Linked DNA regions of Homo sapiens: region 2 is linked to region 1. A link is a loop called in an ENCODE intact Hi-C map of the cell type or tissue named here. Cell type or tissue: IMR-90. All regions are shown on one strand. Each heading gives the region's core, and the rest is flanking DNA. Links, peaks and the distances in the headings are about the cores only. Region 1 overlaps TTF2 (transcription termination factor 2). Region 2 holds the start of LOC124904387 (a long non-coding RNA gene).

Region 1 (2,923 bases), core at 144-2,643:
ATTCTTGTAGTCCTAAAGTGAAGAAGGCTTTTCTAAGCCTGGGATAAAACTCTGAAGCTGAGAAATAAAGAATTTAGTAATTTTTAAAAGTTTACACTACCATATGATGAAAATACCATAAGCAAAATTGTAAGACAAAAAGCAAACTGGGAAAACGTAACTACCACACATATCACAAAGGGTTACTATACTTTATACAAAGGGATTGCTCGCACTGCACAGTGCAGTGCATGGTACTGTACACCGCCTCACAAGTATGGCTTTATTCAGTGGTCCTTCACAGCTGGTGGGGCCTGAGGTTCTGGCTGGGTCTGGCGCATGCCTGGTTGCCTCTCTATCACCATCCTGCTCACTATACTAGGGCTAGATAATCTGCAGGTCAATTTCACCCAATAGCCAACAACACGAGGAGTTTTCTAGACATGTGAAGTTTCAAGGGTTATTAAAAGTAAAATATTTTGAACATCTACCACAACCAATTAATTTTTTTTTGGAGGTGAATATTTTTCTTTTTTTTTTTTTTATTACACTTTAAGTTCTAGGGTACATGTGCACAATGTGCAGGTTTGTTACACATGTATGCATGTGCCATGTTGGTGTGTTGCGCCCATTAACTCGTCATTTACATTAAGTATATCTCCTAATGCTATCCCTCCCCTCTCCCCCAACCCCACAACAGGCCCCAGTATGTGATGTTCCACGCCCTATGTCCAAGTGTTCTCATGGTTAAGCTCCCACCTATGAGTAAGAACATGCGGTGTTTGGTTTTCTGTCCTTGTGATAGTTTGCTCAGAAGGATACCACAACCAATTATTTAAAGAACTAAAACTTGTTATACCCACGTCTAAGCAAAGAAATATTTCCATTTATTTTGACCCTGTATCCTTGAGTGAAAGTTCTGTGAGAAACAGAGAGAAAGGAAAATATGAACTCAGGAGCTCAGTGACAATGCCCAAAATTTGTATACCAGGGTGTACCACATCGTTCATGTCAAGGCAAGATTTCTTCCCCCTGGTTCTACTGAGATTATCAGTTTTCTTTACTGCCTGTACACAGAGGGCCATGGCCGAATGGCTAGTCAAATGCTGGTCAGTGGTGCCATCTGGTGTTTCAGTTAGAGATCTGCACACAAATGCAGCTACACTGCAAGAGATGAAAAATGGGCATCTTCGCCTCAGTTTACACCTCCCTTCTATTACTCTGTTGCACCTGTCTCCTGACTACATTCAGCCAAACATAATAGTATTAATTAGAGGATGTAAAATATTTAAGTTATTAAAAAGAAAACCCAGAGTATGTGAGGGAAAGGCTGTACTCTCATAGGTCACTCTCCAGGGGTTCTGGCTGAACACCCTTAATGTTCACTAAGGAAGCCATCATCCATATATAGACTTATCTATTTCTGTTTAAATTCCCAGTCTATGCTACCTATCAGAGTACCTGGTTTTCTGTTGTTATTGTTTTTTAATGTGTTGTGTGTTAAGAACTGCCTTTTACTTTTATTTGTCCTAAGACAACTTTTTTTTTTTTTTTTTTTTTTTTGAGACTGAGTCTTGCTCTGTCATCCAGGTTGGAGTGTAATGATGTGATCTTGGCTCACTGCAACCTCCGCTTCCCCGGCTCAAAGTGATTCTCCTGCCTACTGAGTAGCTGGGATTACAGGCACACGCCACCATGCCCGGCTATTTTTTGTATTTTTAGTAGAGAGAGTTTCACCATGATGGCCAGGCTGGTCTTGAACTCCTGGCCTCAAGTGATCCGCCGGCCTTGGCCTCCCAAAATGCTGAGATTACAGGTGTGAACCACCATGCCTGGCCCTAAGACAAGCTTTTTAAAGCTCCAGTAAGTACTTCCTAGTAATAGTGCTCTGAATTTAGGCTAAGAGAAATACATGTAACATACTTTTTTGTTCTATTTTAAAATAATAAACCCTTCTCAGTCTTATCCATCTAGTACAAAGAACGTTAACAGCAAGTTCTCAAAATTCTGACCTCAGTCAGGCCTTTCTTCAGAGCTGCACACTCATTTTTCTAGCTGGTTTCACATGAAAATAAGACACAATTTGGCCAGGTGAGGTGGCTCATGCCTGTAATCCCAGTACTCTGGGAGGCTGAGGCAGGCAGACCACTTGAGGCTAGGAGTTTGAGACCAGCCTGGCCAACATGGCAAAAGCCCATGTCTACTAAAAATACAAAAATTAGCTGGGCGTCGTGACACACACCTGTAATCCCAGCTACTCGGGAGGCTGAGACACGAGAATCACCTGAACCTGGGAGGCAGAGGTCGCAGTGAGCTGAGATTGTGCCACTGTACTCCAGCCTGGTTGACAGAGCAAGACTCTGTCTTTTAAAAAAAAAAAAAAAAAAAAAAAGACATGATTAGTCCAAAGCTGTATGTGTTTGCCACACATCCCAATACTCGACCAACATTACCTTTCTTCCTTGTCCTGCTTAACGTAAACACATTACCCAGAAGCCCCACCTTAGCAACCGTTTCCCTACTGAGCACTGACAATGTGCCAAACACCAGACCGAGGCCATCACACACGTTCTCTCTCCAAGTCCTCCAACCCAGGGAAGTTAGGGCCATGTGAGCAATATTCCAGATGAAAAAATGGAGGAAGGAACACGTTTATATGCCCTACCAGGAAATACATCTCATCAGTGCTCTTTCAGCAAGTTTTCATTCTACTTGGACCCAATTCCACTGCTGCTACTTCAATTCAGGCCCATCACCTCTCACTTAAGAGAAAGTTGGTGTGTCTGGAATCAGTTGGACCTGGGTTTAAATCCCAGCAATGCCACTTCATAACCATGGGTCCTCAGATTCCCTTTCTGACCTGTTTCAATGGTAGTTTCTCCATCTTTCTGGTAAACACGGATATTGAAATCTATCACAACAAATTATATGAAGGTAAAAGATA
Region 2 (2,923 bases), core at 285-2,784, 61 kb before region 1:
CCATCCCCAAAAGCTGTCCTTTCACCACTCCTGAGGCCTAAGTGTGTGCACACTTACCCTGCAGTCTACAACTGCATGGGCCTGGGAGTGGGCTTCTGGCTATTTGTCAAAGAATTTTGGGCTTGTAGGTGGCTGGAACCTAGTCTGAAGGAGGTGAGGGTGGGGTGGTGAGGGGAGAGATGTACTCTTGGAATTCCTTGGCCCATGGGAAGAGGTGTGGCTGGAGAAGGGCCAGGATGGGTTCTTTCAAAGCAAAGGGTCCAGGCAAGTGCCACAGGCATCTGAATCGAAAAGCAGTACTGATTCAAGACAAAGTATTATATTGAACCACTCAATGGAGTGGGAGTCAGAAGACATGGATTCTTGCCCTAATTCTGCCAGTAATGTCATACGTGACCTTAAATCAGTGTCTTTACCTTGCTGCACCTCAATTTTCTCATATATTCATTTAATAAATATTTATTGAGCTCCAACTATGAGCGAGACATCCAACTAGACACTGAGGATATACAGAAAACTCAACAGATTGCCCTCATTGACTTAGCATTCTGACAGAGAGCAAGATAACTGGGGCAAACATATTCCAAACGAAGGGCCCCTTCTAAACCAAAACTTTCCATTCAAAATCAATCTTTAAAGTTGTCATGTTTAATAAGTACTAGTAATGAAAGAATCCTAAAAGGAAAAAAGTGTTAAATTATAATGCAATATTATCAAGAGCCTTTTATGATCAATTCTCTAACACAGCAGCATGAGCACTGTACTAATTTTAATCACAAGCATTATTGCCAAATGCAGCACGAAACTCAATCTCTAAAATGTGCCATTTTCTTACTGTTACTCATTTTACTTATGAATATTTTATATGGAAGATAAATTTATGTAAAAATAATATAATCACAACACATTTATCCACATTTTAAAAATAAAATACATTAACAGAATGTAGCAGGTAATTTTTAAAACATGTATTTCAAACAACATTAATATTGAGCTCTGTTATGTAATAAACATAAACAAGGGAGTTCAGAGAAACAGATGAATAAAGTGTAAATGTCTAAGAACCGCTTATATTTATATCAGACCAACTAAGATTGGGTGCAGCTTCCTGTCTTACTACATCAACTACAGATTGTTTGGGGTCATGACAGACAATCGATCAGACAACTAGGAGTCAATTGAGAAGAGCTAAGGAGTCTGTCTTGGATAAAACAGTACAGAATTTTTTTCTAAAAGGATAGTTGTTAATAATGGAACTGATATCTTGTGTACTTCTAGTTTGACCTAAAAGCAGTTACACAAGGAGAGTTCCAAAGCTCACATTATTCTAGCTGTTTCCTTCTTACCTTCTCAAAGTTGAAGAGTTGCCCATTTTCACAAAATGTCAATGATAAGGGACTATTTATACTTGTTAGATCTCACAACTAGAGTCTTCTCGGGTAGAGTGAACTTTTAGATAAAAATAAAAACACCCAGCATGCAGTGTGCCCTGGAGTCTATGCAACCTAGCCCTCTCTTCTCTGTCCGTCTTGGTTCAAAATAAATAAAATAGAACAAAGGAAGCTGAGTTTTATTCATAGTATAGCGTTTTTATTGAGCTGTTTCCACTAGATGGCACTAAAGATTCTGTGTTTCAGGAATCAGGCCCTTTTAAAAAAGAAAATCAGAAGACAAAAATGATCTGTCTGAAATAAACAATAAATTTCTCCAGTCATCTGTCCTAATGATCAGTTTCTTAGAAATGAAACATGAATCTTGGCCATTTATTCACTATCAAACATTTATTAAACCATATTAAGTTTCAGACACTGTGCCCAGTATTAAGGATGCAGAAACAGGACAAGGTCCCTTGTGCTTAAGAGTTCCCAGTGTGGAAGAGGAGGGGAACAGTGAGAACAGAGGGCTGAATCAGACAAGCGAGTAGAAAATTGAAATGCAGAATGTTAAAGACTTGATAGAGATCATCACAGTACCACGGGTAACACACAGAGGGATGCCTAATGAAGACTTGGTGAATGGAGGATTCCTAAAGAAGTTGATGTCTAAACTGAGCTTTGAAGAATGGGTTGGAATTCATTAGGCAAAGAAGAGTGGGCAGAGTGTCCGAAGCAGAATAAGTAGTAGCTTGTATAATCATAAAAGAAGGCTGAAGCCCAGTGTGCATGCTTGGGTTTGGATGGGGCAGTGCAAGAAATGAGGTTGACTGGGCTGGCAGAGGCAGGGTCATGGGAAACCATATATACATATGAGATTATATATATCACTCTAAGACATATGGAGTTTTATCCTGAAGGCACCTCCTACTCCTCTCCCCCTAGTTCATTCTGATTTTGTCACACTGGCCTCCTCACTGTTGCTCAAACATGAGTAGGCACATTCCTCTCTCAGCAAGCACTAACTCTTCCCTCATCTGAACTACCTTTTCCCCATGGGTCCCTCCTTCACCTTTAAGTGTTTGCTCAAATATCACCTTCTCAATAATACTTATCCTGACCACTCCAGTTATATTGCAACACCCTCATCCTGCACTGGATGCTCCTCACTCTGCTTAATTTTTCTCCATAGCATTCTCACATTCTAACATACTGTATAGTTTCTGCAGTTATTATATTTATTCTTTTTTTTTTTTTTTTTGAGACAGAATCTCGCTTTGTCACCCAAGCTGGAGTACAGTGGTATGATCTCCGCTCACTGCAGCCTCCGTCTCCCGGGCTCAAGTGATTCTCCTGCCTCAGCATCCCGAGTAGCTGGGATTACAAACATGCACTACCATGCCCAGCTAATTTTTGTATTTTTAGTAGAGACGGAGTTTCGCCATGTTGGCCAGTGATCTCAAGTGATTCGCCCACCTCAGTCTCCCAAAGTTCTGGGATTACAGGCATGAGCCACCGTGCCCAGCATATTTATTGTTTATTGGCTGCTT

What was found. Hi-C counts contacts between places; a loop is a spot of excess contacts. Peaks named below come from ENCODE experiments on the same cell type or tissue, not always from the same donor. Only the 100,000 strongest peaks of a DNase experiment are listed, where the experiment ranks them.
Region 2: a loop joins it to region 1, with 11 times the contacts of the local background. A loop is called at or near these places in 92 of 110 quality-filtered maps.

Annotation. Positions count from the first base shown.
Region 1 is chr1:117,066,144-117,069,066 of GRCh38, reverse strand. All of the region lies in intron 3 of TTF2 (transcription termination factor 2), which reads right to left. Among named protein-coding and RNA genes, the nearest start is that of TTF2, 7.3 kb to the right of the region's middle. In IMR-90, for the core only: a CTCF peak has its summit at 1,098 (motif pointing left); a DNase peak (open chromatin) is centred at 1,086.
Region 2 is chr1:117,127,465-117,130,387 of GRCh38, reverse strand. It overlaps LOC124904387 (a long non-coding RNA gene), which reads right to left and starts at 1,617. Exons shown (of 2, transcript XR_007066500.1): 1 at 1,347-1,617. In IMR-90, for the core only: a CTCF peak has its summit at 1,593 (motif pointing right); a DNase peak (open chromatin) is centred at 1,607.